2 separate regions of the Homo sapiens genome follow, and region 1 is linked to region 2. A link is a loop called in an ENCODE intact Hi-C map of the cell type or tissue named here. Cell type or tissue: psoas muscle. All regions are shown on one strand. Each heading gives the region's core, and the rest is flanking DNA. Links, peaks and the distances in the headings are about the cores only.

Evidence for each region. A loop is a pair of places that touch in the nucleus more often than their neighbours do. Peaks named below come from ENCODE experiments on the same cell type or tissue, not always from the same donor. Only the 100,000 strongest peaks of a DNase experiment are listed, where the experiment ranks them.
Region 1: it touches region 2 in a loop (5-fold over the local background); 22 of 110 quality-filtered maps call a loop at or near these places.

Annotation. Positions count from the first base shown.
Region 1 is chr7:87,502,134-87,509,053 of GRCh38, reverse strand. ABCB1 (ATP binding cassette subfamily B member 1) reads left to right here. Exons shown (of 28, transcript NM_001348946.2): 27 at 3,011-3,157; 28 at 4,605-6,037. The coding sequence ends at 4,811. Among named protein-coding and RNA genes, the nearest start is that of ABCB4, 30 kb to the right of the region's middle. In psoas muscle, for the core only: a CTCF peak has its summit at 2,635 (motif pointing left); no DNase peak of the experiment used is centred there.
Region 2 is chr7:88,106,867-88,115,585 of GRCh38, reverse strand. ADAM22 (ADAM metallopeptidase domain 22) reads right to left here. Exons shown (of 32, transcript NM_001324418.2): 5 at 7,328-7,410; 6 at 939-1,002. Among named protein-coding and RNA genes, the nearest start is that of SRI-AS1, 110 kb to the left of the region's middle. RefSeq lists an enhancer at 1-155. In psoas muscle, for the core only: a CTCF peak has its summit at 3,999 (motif pointing right); no DNase peak of the experiment used is centred there; H3K27ac peaks cover 636 bases.

The sequences.
Region 1 (6,920 bases), core at 124-5,123, 600 kb after region 2:
CCACTTCAGGTTTAGGAGAGAGGAACATTTCTGGGATAGGAGAACTGGAACAATTGTCTTGATCCAAAGCTATAGGCTTGAGGCTCCACCTTTGTCAGCCTTAGGGGTAAGTACAATATCTGGAAAGCCTTTCACTTTAAGTCCAAGTACAGAGTCTGGGTCCCCACCTGCACATGCTGCTTCTGGCCTGCTGAGGAAGTAGGCATGACTGTCTCTCCCCATGTCTCTCCCCTATTTCTCTTCCTTCTTCCTCCTTGCAGCTCTCTCCCAAGCCTCAAAACTCACTGTGGAGTCAGTCCAGTCCAGAGGGCTGAACCCATGCCAGAAAGAGTGCTCTCTCTGAATAAGGGTTGAACCATTAAAGTGACCATGGTATCATGTAATCTCTCATCGTCATACATTTCATGGGCCCCAAACTTTGTTTACAGTGAATGGTTGAAATCTTTTCTAGGGCTCCCTGGGCTGTGGTCCTATGGGTGTCCTCTGAATTCCTCCTAGGAAGTTGGATAAATGGAACCTCTCATCCTCTCTCAAGCCCTCTTAGGTCCTGTGTATTAGTTTTTGTGTTTTGTTTTGTTTTGGAATACAAGTTGACTATTCCTTGTCCAAAATACTTGGGACCAGAAGTGTTTTGGATTTTGGAATATTTGCATATACATAATTCACTTATATTTCATGTATACCTTATACACATAGCCAGAAGGCAATTTTATACAAATTTTTAATAACTTTGAGCATGAAACAAAGTTTTGACTGTGTTTTGACTGTGACCTGTCACATGAGATCATGTGTGAAATTTTCCACTTGTGGCATCATGTTGGTGCTCAAAAAGTTTCAGAATTTCAGATTTTGAATTTTTTGGATTATGGATGCTCAACCTGTATTAAAAGTCCAAAATTAGATTTTTTCCAACCTTTATTTTAGACTTAGGGGGTACATGTACAGGTTTATTATACCTGGGTATATTGCATGATGCTGAGGTTTCAGGGTACAAATGATCCTGTCACCTAGGTACTGAGCACAGAACCCAATAGGTAGTTTTTCAACACTTACCCCCCTTCCCTCCCTACACTAATAGTCCTCAGTTTCTATTGTTGCCACTTTTCATCTATGAGTACCTGATGTTTAGCTGCCACTTATAAGTGAGAACATGCAGTATTTGGCTTTCTGTTCCTGCATTACTTTGCTTGGGATAATGGCCTCCAGCTGCATCCATGTTGCTGCAAAAGTTAGGTCCTATATTTTGAAGTGCTTCTCAACCTAGGTAATCTACCTCACCCATTATCACCAGTTATGCTCTTTATTCTAAGGAAGTGCCCCCTAAAACAAAGCTCAGGAGCCTCAACCCGGCGGGGAAGACAGTTTCCTCACGAGGCAGGCAAGCAACACCAGGTGGCTCTCTTTCCCAAGATTCCCTTCTTCCATAGGCTCTTCTTTGGATAACTGCTGACACCAATCTCATTAAGTCCCAGGGAGGTGGCCTTGTCTCCCACTCTCCTTTCACAGTCTAGCCCAACTAGATAATTGACCCTTCTCCAGGCTCAAACATTTAAAACAGAAAGCTCCAATCCCCTTTACTGATGAGAGGATAGTGGTTCTCAAGTATAGACACGGATCAGCATCACCTGGGAACCTGTTAGGACTGCAGATCCAGCAATCCACGTTTTAAGAGCCCAGGTAATACTGTTGCAGGCTCAAATTGGGGAACCACTGGGCTAGGGGTTAATAAAACACAAACACAGAGAGTAACTATTATCTATCTTTTTAAATATACTTTGCCTCTCTGGCATTTGTCTACCACAGGACAAATCCTGGTCTCTAATCTGTCACACAGAACACACCTGTAGACACCATAATTCTCTTCCTCAGTGTCTAGACCAGGAGAGAAAAGGTAAAACCCCTAAGTCCTATTACCTAAGGATCCACTTCTCCTAAGTGATTAATACTAGGATTTACCTCACCCTGTAGGTGGCTGGTTTAGCTACCTCCTTGTAAGACTGCCGCACTGCCTTTATCTGCCTCAACAGGATCAGTACTATATCAAGAGTGCAACTAGTAAACCCTCCACTCACATGAGATACACTTCAGTGCTCCTGCCTTCTGAGACAGCCACAGCTCTGGGGTAGAGCCAGTCCCAAGCATCTGCCAAAACCTCATCTGGCGTCTTCTCCCTCTATTTACAGGGGGAAACCCAGGGCTGAGTGCCACAAAACTAGGGTTGCCAGATATAGCAAATAAAAATAGGCAACCCTGTACTAAAATTTCAGCCTGGAAATAATAAGATAGTATTGTTTTCTAGGTTACAAGTGCAGTCACATCCTGTTTCTGCTCTCTCCTGAGTAACCTTTAACTGCTGTCCCTATCATCATAGTGAATAGTTGGTGACAATTATCCATTGTGGGAAACAACACGGGAAGAATTTTGGGAGCACTCTAACAACAAAAATGTTTAAAAAGGAGATGTTCATTTTCAAAGTTAGATATCAAAATGGAATCCATTTTGATAGCATCCATTAAAATTGTTTAAGTGTTGGAGATACTTTCATAAAAACAGACACTAAAAGGCTGATATCCCAAGAATGTCTTTCCTCAATTTAAAATCATGCAGAGAGTGTCACCTGCTGGTTACAAGTAAGATGAGCTTCAATTATTTTATTATGAATACTTTGTTCAAATCAAATTTCCTTTCTCCTGCCAATCTTTGTCCCAAATATAATGAAATCAGAAGATGGAAGATACTAACATTGCAACAATATTCTTCTTCATTAAAATGCTGACCTGTTTACACTAAAACATATCATCTTAAGGCCCAAACATTTATTTTCAAATAGATAGTAAACCTGCCATTTTGGGCTTTTTTACTGTTCTTTCCTTAATTATTCATGAACCATTCTTAGCTTCTGAACCTAAATTTTTGGAGTATATAGAATCGTCTATCCTACTTTCTATAAGCAAGCTGTTAGAACTTTACTTTCAGTTCTACTTTCATAACAACAAAACCTTATTTACAGAAATATAGCACTAAAGTAGGAGACAAAGGAACTCAGCTCTCTGGTGGCCAGAAACAACGCATTGCCATAGCTCGTGCCCTTGTTAGACAGCCTCATATTTTGCTTTTGGATGAAGCCACGTCAGCTCTGGATACAGAAAGTGAAAAGGTAAGAATTTAAATTGGGTTCATCCATACTTGAATCAGTCATCCTTAAAAATGCTGTATTCTCCATAGTAAAGAACAAAATGCAGCCAGATTATTGACAGTTACTTACATCACCTTTCAGTAAAATGTAAACACTTTCTGTAGCTGTTATTCAGGAGAGTAAAGATGACACAAGGCAGATTAGTCTTAGAGCACATATGCTTCACAAACCATCACTAGATCAGTTTGCGTTGACCTAAGAAGCTGCTTTCAGGAACCATATTTCCTACTTCTACTGGCAGCATCTCTTCAGCAACCATAAGGAAAAGTGGTAGTGTAAGACAGTGTTAAAATCTGGCTGTACCTTTTAAGATAAATATTAGCAATCATTTCTAGTCAGAGAAAACGTTAAAAATTCAGATTATCTGAAAGACGAACTCAGTATGAGGTATTCTCTACAATAAAAAAATTCGGGAGTCTGTATTTGGCCTTTGCTCAGGCTTCTTGAATTTACTGTGAGCTGGATTTGAGGTCTGTTTTCAAGGATGTTGTAACATCCTTGAAACTAAGGTAAACACATTAGTAAATGTTTTTAAATGAGTCAGTGAACTGTATTTACTGCCTTAACTTTAAGAGTAGATGACTGCTGGCCGGCACCTACTGCCGTGGCTCACACCTGTAACCCCAACACTTTGGAAGGCTGAGGTGGGAGGATCACTTGAGCCCAGGATTTTTGAGACCAGCCTGGGTAACACAGAGAGACATTGTCTCTACAAAAAATAAAATAATTAGCTAGGCATGGTGGTGGGAACTTGTAGTCCCAGCTACTCAGAAGGCTGAGGTGGAAGAATCGCTTGAGCCCAGGAGGTTGAGGCTGCAGTAAGCCATGATTGTACCACTACACTCCACCCTGGTGACAGAGTGAGGCCCTGTTTCAAATAAAAAAAAAAAGTTAGGGATAGATAACTGCTGCCTCGGAACTAACCCAAATTAGGGTTCAGTCATCTGATATGACAAATCCTTTGTTTTCAAAAACCTGTTCTATTTCACTGACACCTTGTTAAGAAGGATCTATTGTTGTATTGTTGTGGAGCTTTTTTTTTTTTTTTTCTTTGAGATGGAGTCTCGCTCTGTCGCCCAGGCTGGAGTGCAGTGGCGCAATCTTGGCTCCCTGCAAGCTCTGCCTCCCGGGTTCACACCATTCTCCTGCCTCAGCCTCCCGACTAGCTGGGACTACAGGCACCCACCACCAAGCCCAGCTAATTTTTTGTATTTTTGATAGAGATGGGGTTTCACCGTGTTAGCCAGGATGGTCTCAATCTGACCTTGTGATCTGCCCGCCTTGGCCTCCCAAAGTGCTGGGATTACAGGCGTGAGCCACCATGCCCGTCCTACTGTGGAGCTTTTTATGGAAGAGGAATTAGGGAAAAGAACTATTATGAGAATTAATCTATGTGATTATGGAATAGGTTGTCCAAGAAGCCCTGGACAAAGCCAGAGAAGGCCGCACCTGCATTGTGATTGCTCACCGCCTGTCCACCATCCAGAATGCAGACTTAATAGTGGTGTTTCAGAATGGCAGAGTCAAGGAGCATGGCACGCATCAGCAGCTGCTGGCACAGAAAGGCATCTATTTTTCAATGGTCAGTGTCCAGGCTGGAACAAAGCGCCAGTGAACTCTGACTGTATGAGATGTTAAATACTTTTTAATATTTGTTTAGATATGACATTTATTCAAAGTTAAAAGCAAACACTTACAGAATTATGAAGAGGTATCTGTTTAACATTTCCTCAGTCAAGTTCAGAGTCTTCAGAGACTTCGTAATTAAAGGAACAGAGTGAGAGACATCATCAAGTGGAGAGAAATCATAGTTTAAACTGCATTATAAATTTTATAACAGAATTAAAGTAGATTTTAAAAGATAAAATGTGTAATTTTGTTTATATTTTCCCATTTGGACTGTAACTGACTGCCTTGCTAAAAGATTATAGAAGTAGCAAAAAGTATTGAAATGTTTGCATAAAGTGTCTATAATAAAACTAAACTTTCATGTGACTGGAGTCATCTTGTCCAAACTGCCTGTGAATATATCTTCTCTCAATTGGAATATTGTAGATAACTTCTGCTTTAAAAAAGTTTTCTTTAAATATACCTACTCATTTTTGTGGGAATGGTTAAGCAGTTTAAATAATTCCTGTTGTATATGTCTATTCACATTGGGTCTTACAGAACCATCTGGCTTCATTCTTCTTGGACTTGATCCTGCTGATTCTTGCATTTCCACATTAAGGTGGCTCTCAAACCCAAAACACAGATCGATATAAGATTTTAGGAGGTGGGGTGAGGCACAATTATGAAGTGCATATTATTCAGATGTATAGTAAATACTTTGCATTGCTTTTATAAAGGGTTCTTTAAGGATTTTTTAAGATTTTTACACTTCCAAAGTACATTTACTTTTTGTCTTGATAATGAATCACTTTTGCCAGTAATTGGCCTCTTCCAAAAGTGATCCTTCTGACTTACAGATGTTTAAAATGTGCCATGAGTTTAACTACATCTTGATACAAACATGATAAAAAAAGAAAAAAATATATTCCAAAGGTTGGGACTCTGGACGACAAATTTTTTTAAATTAGCCAAAAAGCATTATTAACATTATAAACTATATTTACTATAAACAATTGCTATCTTAAATAAGCAACTTCTAAAAATAAAAAAAAGAAGCCATCACCTCCAGGAAAAAAAAATAGGAAAGGATATAATCAGGTAATTCTCAAAGAAGAAATGCATGAGAAAAATGTATACAGTTTCAACAATCAAATAAATGCAAATTAAAACAAAATATCATTTTTTTGCCTTGTAATTTAATGATGAATAAAAAAATCTAATGTGACATTCCTTATTAGTTGAATTGGTCATTGATATAAACTTCTTTGTTATTTGATAATGTAAGTAAAAAATGTAAATGTATATCCTTCAAGACAGCAATTGTAATTATAAGGATTTAAGAGATATGTAAAAGGATACTTTTAGTAGCATTACTTATAATATTGAAAATTGGAAAGATCTAAATATTTAACAGTAAGAAATTATACATTAAGTTTTGGTGCATTCACAAAATGGAATACCATATAATCATTAGAAAATTATGTTGAAGAATATTACAAAATATAATTTGTATAAAGAAAAAATGGTTGCCAAATGGCTTGAACAATATGGTGGCTTTTTAAATATTATATATATAATATAAATCTATATTTATGTATCTATAGTTATCTATCTATATTTATGTATCTGTAACTATAGATACAGTCTATATATAATTATATATAATTTTATATATATATAATTATATATAATTTTATATATATATAATTATATATAATTTTATATATATAATTATATATATAATATATATAATTATATAATATAAAATTATATATAATTATATATATAATATATATTATATATATAATATATATAATATATATAATTATATATACTATATATATATTTAAACTTCTGAGAGACAATCCAAAATAAACCAGAATTAGAAACAATTTTATCTCCTAAGTTTTCAGCTTTTGTTTTAAAATTTTAAGGCTTTAAAAAGTGTGCTTAGTTTAGGAAATTTCGATAAATTTATGTGAATAGAAGCATAAAACCATGTCACTTGGTTTGACTTCTTAAAGATTTTTCCCTCAACTCTTTGTATGTCTGCTGTAAGGACACTTTCTTTTTTTTTTTTTTTCTGAAGCGGAGTCTTGCTCTGTTGACCAGG
Region 2 (8,719 bases), core at 1,994-6,993:
TTATTCAGTATAGCTGGTACCCTTATAACAAGTGGAGACAACCAGAGTTCTCTCTCTCTCTCTCTGCCATGTGAGAACACAGTGAGAAGGCAGCCATCTGCAACTCAAGCAAAGAGCCCTCACCAGATGTCAACCCTGATGGCACCTTGGACTTTCAGTGCCCAGAACTGAGATAAAGTTTCTGTTGTTTAAGCCACCCAGTCTACAGTATTTTGTTATGGTAGCCAAGTCAAACTAAGACAGATCATAACACATTAGGGTTGAGATGGAAATAGAGATTTCAGAACACCTCAAAGGGAAAGTATTATATTTCCAATATAAAAGAGAAAGAAACAAAAGAAATTTTTTGTTTGTTTGTTTGTTTGTTTTGGAGACGGAGTCTCATTCTGTCACCCAGGCTGGAGCGCAGTGGCAGGAGGTTCAAGCAATACTTCTGCCTTAACTTCCCAAGTAGCTGGGATTACAGGCGCATGCCACCACACCTGGCTAATTTTTGTATTTTAGTAGAGACGGGGTTTCACCAAGTTGGCCAGGCTGGTCTCTAACTCCTGACCTCATGCCCACCTCTGCCTCCAATAGTGCTGGGATTACAGGCATGAGCCACCACACCTGGCAAGAAATTTTTTAAAAAACACTTGTGGTTTTGACTTACTCAATATTTAGTTTAAAATATACAGACAGTCCCCAACATACATGTTTTTGACTTTATGATGCATTTATCAGGGTATTAAATACGTTTTTTACTTATAATATTTTAACTTATGATAGGTTTATCAGGACATAGACCCATCATAAGTTGAGGAGCATCTGTACATATGTTTACTATCTTAACCCTAAAAAATATAAAAATGAAATAAAGTAGAGATAAAAAAAGGAGAGGAAAAAAGCTCTCAGCATAAACATTTCCATTTGCCACAACAAACAGAAGGAGCACTTACTTGAGTAGTGTCATTTTCTTCTGGCTCAATGAGATATGTGTGGTTCCCGTCATAGAACATCCCACTGCCAACGACAAAAAAATAATTAGGCATGGCCATCGACTCTCATCCCAGAACAAGATCATTTTAAAATCAGCAGCAGCCAGAGGGCCCATTTGCTTCTCAATGCCCATTTCCCAGTCCCATCCATCACCTCCAGACACACCACACACACCACTGAGAGGGAAGGCCCCTCCTTCTGATTCCTTATAGGTAGAGTCACCTCATCCTCACCTGACCCCATGCTCAGGATTGCCATGCTCTAGCTGTTGCCCATCACTTCTTCCTCTAACATAGAATTCCAAGATTTTCATATGCAAAAAGTCATCTGGAGAGCTAGTAAAAACGCAGCTCTTTCAGGACTCTCCTCAGATTTATGGACTGGAACCCAGGAAATTGCATTTTAAATAAGCTCCAGGTGATCCTGATGCAGGTTTTCAGGGACTATACTGAGAACGCCCGACCTACCATAAACATGGAAGATGCTCTAGTAACAAGAGCTAACACATTTGAACAACTTGCCACAAGCTAAATACTTTACACTCATTTAATCTTTTCCACAAATCTACAAGAGAAGTACAACGACTATCCTTATTTTATAAGTAAGGAAACTGAAACCCAAAGAGATAAAGTAACTTGCCAAATTATTTAACCAGTAAGAGCAGAAATAGGAACAGAGCCCAGACAGATGGGACCACGAACTGCCCATTTGCAACCTGCTACCTACCTCCATTCATGCATTCCTTCATTCAATCAGCGTGTTTACAGAGCACCTACAATGCACTGTTCTAGGTGCTGGGGATACAATAGCAAACAAAACAGACCAATTCTCTGTCCTTGTGGTGCTCATAAGTATTCTAGGACTTACTATATATATATATATATATATATATATATATATATATTTATTTATTTATTTATAATATATATATTATATATATATATACACACACACATACACATACATATGACAGTGATAAGTTCTAGGGAAGAAAATAATCAGGTGAAGGGCAATAAATGGTGCCAGAGGGTCTTGGGGGCCATACTAGGTGGGCACTTCCTAGGGCCTTGGCTTTTACTCTAAGAGAGATGAAGAGCCACTGCAAAGTTCTAAGCAGATGGGAAATACAATCTTTCTTAAGTTTTATAATGATCATGCCAGATACTATGTTACAATAATTTTTAGCACAGCAAGGATAGAAGCAGGGAAGTTACTGCAATAATCCAGGCGAAAGAAGATGCTGGCTTAGATCAGAGCAGTAATAGTAGAGGTGGTGAGAACTGGTCAAATTCCAGATATATTTTGAAGGTACAACCAGTAGGATTTACTGATGGATTTGAAACAAAGTACGTAAAACAGAGAAGAGTTAGTGAAGACTCCAAGTTTTGACCTGAGCAACTGGAAAAATGGACATGTCATTTAACAAGATAAAAAAAGAGGTAATGGAGTGAGACCCTGTCTCAAAAAAAAAAAAAAAAAAAAAAAAAAGAGGGCAGGCAGGGGGGATGCAGAAAGAACTTTTCGGGATGGGCCTAGGGAAGCAGGAAGCAGAGGGAAGGATGCAAATCCTTTAAGAGTTCAGTTTTGAGCTGGGCATGGGGCTCACATCTGGAATCCCAACACTTTGGAAGGCCAAGGCGGGGGGAAATCACATGAGGCCAGGAGTTTGAGACCAGCCTGGGCAACGTAGTGAGTGGCAAGACTCTCTCTCTACAAAAAATTTTTAAAAAGTTAGCTGGGCCTGGTGATGCACACACCTGTAGTCCCAGCTACTTGGGAGGCTGAGGTGGGAGGATCACCTGAACCCAAGAGTTCAAGGCTGCAGTGATTGATGATTGTGCCACTGTACTCCAGCCTGGGTGACAGAGCAAGACCCTATATTTCTTTAAAAATAAAAAATTCCATTTTGGACCTCGTAGGCTGGGGGTGGCTACCAGCCATCTGAGAAATCCTCTGGAGAGCACTTCAATATACAAATGGCCTCAGCTCCCACTCAGACAGATTCTGATAGCTGCTGCTTTTAGAAGAACATGATCCTTTTACTGAGATCAGGCCCTTTATGATGTTAAAGAAACTTGTCTTATCATTCAGGCATCTGAGGGTAGCAAAGCTATGAGCTGTAGTAATTTTTTAGTTTTTGGTAGAAATGATTATGTGACAGCCAAGCTCCTAAACATAAACTAGTATTTGTCTTTCATTGAAGATTTAGTGAAATTGGTGAAATTCCATGAGCTATAATTATAATGGCCTCCAAGTTCTGCCTCTATCCAAATTCTTTCATTCCTGCTATAACATCTTCCACATGTCCTCAACTTCTATATACTCACAGAATGATTATTCTCACAGCTGCACTGTTTTCAGCCACATGTACTTTCTGAATTTGGATGACATTCTATTTGGAATTTAAACATAAACAGATGCAGTTTGTAAGACATTACTGACAATATGTGCCCAAGGAGTCAGAGGGGGAGCCTTTCAAAAACGTAGACCAAATATGGCAGGGAGTATCTCTCTACCCTTGCTGAGAACTAGCCATATCCATCCAGAAAGTCATATGAAACCATCATAGTTTGCCAAAATTCACGTGGCAACACCAACAAAGTAGCAAGCAGATTATTTTCTTAAAATAGTACTGAGTGTTATTTATCCTTATACTAGGTTAATGTCCAATGAGAAAGTCATTTTTTTATTGGACTTAAACATCATGTAGGCAATATGAAGACAACAGATTCTGACACTATCTGTATCTCAGAAGACTCTAGATTGCTATATGATAATATGCCATTATTAATTCCTTAATAATGAAAAAATACATGTGTTTTATATGCTTTGAGAACTGAAATATTTTTGTTTTACTTATATAAATCCTAATTTTTATATTGAGTCCATAACAGTATACTTGATAAAAACCTATAGCTAAGACCAAGTCGTCACAGACCAATTGAGCTAAAATTTCAAAAGGTTGTATCAAAATAAGATTTTGAAATGAAAAAGCCATTCTTACAAATTTCCACAAGAGGGCAATAAACTCAAACTTAACTCCGTGCTTTAAGGTTCCCACAGTAACAAGATTTTTGCATTAACACCAAACACACCAAGATCAAAACATTGCCTATTAGTCCTTTGACTCCAAACAAATGTGACCTTGCAGGTTCTTTATGGGAAAGATATACGAATCTGATTTTCCCTTATTTATATTATTGAACTGAATTTAATAAATCAAAAATGAAAAAAAAAACAGTACGCACTTGGTAATTTATAAAGGATGAGTCATGGATGACATAATATATCTCATATCTAAACCACTGTAATTGGGACAACATACATTATTCAATATTTCATAACATCCCCCCAAAACATTTCTTCCAGAAAGTAAAGTCAAGATGAGAAGCAATAATTACTAAACAACAAGATGATACAAGGTTATATTTATCCTATGTGCTCATAAAAGTCTAAGAAAGCCTAAAATGGTCATACACAATTCTGACAATGTTCCAAGACACACGATAGGTTTTCTGTTTATTTTTATTTAGTTTTAAATAAAAACATTCTTAAAAGGAGATATAAAATTTACTTAATTAAAATAACCCTGTAATCTCAGCACTTTGGGAGGCTGAGGTGGGCGGATCACGAGGTCAGGAGTTCGAGACCAACCTGGCCAACATGGCAAAACCCCGTCTCTACTGAAAATACAAAAATTAGATGGGCATGCTGGCAGCCACCTGTAATCCCAGCTACTCAGGAGGCTGAGGCACAAGAATGGCTTGAACCTGGGAGGCGGAGGCTGCAGCGAGCTGAGATCATACCACTGCACTTCAGCCTGTGGGACAGAGTGAGACTCTGACAGAAAAGAATGAACAAAAGAAAGAATGAATGAACGAACGAACAAATGAACGAATGAATGAAAGAACAAAAGAAAAGAAAAAGAAAAGAGAAGAGAAAAGAAAAAAAAGAAAAGAAAAGAAAAAAGAAAAGTGGGCATGGTGGCTCATGCCTGGGATTACAGGGGTGAGCCACCGTGCCCGGCCTAAAAGTTATTTTTCAATCCTTCTTTACAAGACTATAGTAGGATTAGTAACAGGTATCATTCTTAGGTTCTCAGGTCCATTTATAGCCCTTAGAAGGCACAAATATCTTCTCTCTGATTCTCACAACATTGAGTCCATTTGGAAAACCAGAAGGCAGACTGGAACGAGTACTGAGAAAGATGCTGACACTAGGACTTTGGATTGAGATTTTAAGAGAGAGAAAAGGGGAAAAAAAACACTTCATTTTTTACCCCCAATATACACTTGCTGTCACAAATGTGAACAGGTCTCACTGTACTATTCCTAGGTGACAGATGTGCTTGTCTTGAGCTCAGATGTAACAATTTTACTGCTGAAAAGGACTTCAATGTTTCTTTTTCCTAATAAGAAAACAGAGACTGTCTGATATTAAGCATGGATTCCATGTTTGTAAAAACCTCTTTCTTCAAATAATGTATTTAAAGTAAATAAATGTACACCTTTATTCACAGTAGTCTTTTAGCACAAACAAGGAAATGGAAGTCTTCCATGCTCTCAGACACATGGCCTCCTGTCTCTGGTTATTTAACTTACACTTATATTCTTTCCTTTCTGCCTAATATGCTTATTCCCAGATCCTGACCAGAGGTGTCACTCAGGCAGACTAGCTAGATTTTCTGGCCGTGTCCATTAGCTCTCTTTCCTAGATTTAAGATCTGTCAGTGTAACCCTCTCCCTTGGATAGGCTATTCCAACCTATTGCACTCCACTGTCTTCAGGTGGCATGTTTCCAGAGCCCTTAGGTGCCACCTGTTCTTCGGTGACAATGCTTAGCTTGCATTTTTCCCAGTTTTGTTTTTTTTTTTTTCCTCTCTCTCTCTCAAAAAAAAAGCAAATATACCTATCATGTTCCACATCAGGAAATGGGCTAGATTTGGCCTCCTCATGAGACTGTGAGCTCCCAGGACTTGTGTTTCAATCGCCTTAATATTCCTAGGGCTGGCACACAGGAGACACCCAGTAACTGCTTGTTAGATGAAAAGCCACATCTCTAAGATGGTAACAAAAAGGAATTATTTTAAAGTTTCTCAACGAAAATTTAACAAAATTAAAGTGCTGGATTGTTCTGTGCCAAAAAGTAAAACAAACAAGAAGGAAATGAAACGATTTAGTTAAAAGAGAATGCTGAGGAATGACACGGTAGCTTTATAAGGGGTTACAAAACAAGTAAGAAACAACCACCTGTGCATTATCATTATCGACAGGATGGAGGAAGTGGATGTATTCCCATGTTAAACATCAGCAAACATTATTTGATAGAGAAGGTTATGAGAAAGGAAGCAAGGCCTTGAGGAAGGATGAACTTTGTTCCTCGGAGATCTCTGAGAAACGACAGACCCTCCCACAGATTTGCTATGAATTAGGTGGGATTCAGGCTGAAAAAAAGGGGCAAAGACATATGAGCTCTTGAGATCACTAGCAGCCTTTTCTCTTTGTGTAAGGAGTCAGGCGTTTCCATTTACTGAAACTGCTATTATTTGACAAAAATATAAAAACTAATATAAAGAAGGAGTAGGGAAGAATATCAAGGGGCTAAACATCCACAGAAACAGACACCAAAGTTAACCCAAATCACTCCTGTCTGAATTTGGATGAAACTAGAAAAATGCTTCAAATATCATTTTAAGGTATCATTGTGAAATTCAAAAGCCTCTGTTTTCTGCAGCTCTAATTTTATTTAATTTTTTTGAGATGGAGTCTAGCATCTCCTTAAAGTATGCTTATCTTTTTTCTTGACAATATATATTTTTTCTTTCTTTTGCAAAATGTAGGACTTTTCTTTCTTTCTTTCTTTCTTTCTTTATTTTTTTTGAATCAGAGTCTCGCTCTATCCCACAGGCTGGAGTGCAGTGGCATGGTCTTGGCTCACTGCAACCTTCACCTCGCAGGTTCAAGTGATTCTCCTGCCTCAGCCTCCCGAGTAGCTGGGATTACAGGTACCTGCCACCATGCCCGGCTAATTTTTGTATTTTTAGTAGAGACAGGGTTTCACCATGTTGGCTGGGCTGGTCTCGAACTCCTGACCTCAGGTGATCTGCCTGCCTAGACCCCCCCAAAGTGCTGGGATTATAGGCATGAGCCACCACGCCCGACCATTTGCAACCCTAATTTAAAAATCTGCTTGGTTTATAAAATACAAAAGAGAAAAAAAAAATCAGATCCATCACCAATTTAAAGTCATTTCTTGACACAAAATAGGGATATCTACTATAGTGCATTCATAATAAAGAAAATAAATTATTGAAAAAACAAACAGTAAAAATAACTTTTTGAACACTTACTGAAGTCCGTGGCATGTTGACAATGCAACAAATGAGTCAGGGTTTCCTCGGATATGGCCCTGGTAGTAACAGTGCTCTCCTCCCTGAAAACAGAAATAAAGAATGTAAGTCTTTGCATCACAAGGAGAATCAGCTGCTTCATTTCACAGGAGGTTTCTACTCACAATGCACCTCCACATCTAGAACTCTGCATGATATTTCATTATTCAGATTAGCATTATCAAATCTTTTCTAACAGAATTATTCATAAACACTCTGAGTGAGCTGACTCTAAATCAAAATTCAGGGAAATAAAAGTTGACTTGACCTTTCTTTTATGTAGGTGATATTAGAGGAACAAAGAAAGAGATATTGAAATACACATGGGGAGTCAGGCACAGTGTCTCATGTCTACAATTTCAATGCTTTCAGAGGCGAGGCAGGAGCATCACTTAAGGCCAGAAGTTCAAGACCAGCCTAAGCAACATAGCAAGACCCTGTCTCTACAAAAAAAAAAAAAATTGAAATTAGCTGGATGTGGTGGCATGCACCTGTATTCCTAGCCTCTTGGGAGGTTAAGGCAGGAGGATCATTTGAACCCAGGAGTTTGAGGCTGCAGTGAGCTGTGATTGTGCTACTGCACTCCAGCCTGGACAAAAAGAGTGAAATTCTGTCTCAAAAGAAAAAATGACAAAAAAAGAAAAGAAAGGAAATACATATGTGACCCTTGCACCAAAGTTTAATCATCTGCTTTCCTAGTTATAAGAAATTCAACCATGGGCCAGGTGCAGTGGCTCATGCCTCTAATCCCAGCACTTTGGGAGACTGAGGTGGGTGGATCCCTTGAGGTCAGGAGTTCCAAACCAGCCCAGCCAATATGGTGAAACCCTGTCTCTTCTAAAAATACAAAATTAGCTGGATGTGGTAGTGCATGCCTGTAATCCCAGTTACTCGGGAGGCTGAGGCAGGAGAATCGCTTGAACCAGGGAAGTGGAGGTCGCAGTGAGCTGAGATGGCACCACTGTACTCCAGCCTGGGCGATAGAGACCCTGTCTCAAAAAAAAAAAAAAAAAAAAAAAAAGAAATTCAATCATGAGCAGCAGCAAAGCAATACTCTTTTACATAAAACTAAGTAAAAATGAATATAAATCATTTGAGAGTCACTAAATTATATTGATGGAGGAAATGCTTGTTTTTACAGTGTTTATATTGATTACCAGATAAACAGGTTCATACTATTCTTTTCTGAAACCAGCAATGGCTTTAACTGGTAAGCAGTTTATGGGCGGGGTTTTAAATTGTGAAGTTTTTCTTAGCATCCAATTGCATTAATAAAATTCTACTAAGAGAGATTCATTTATTTGGATTCAATGTGCCTGGAAAGGTAAGAAGGTAAATCTTCTGCCATCTTAG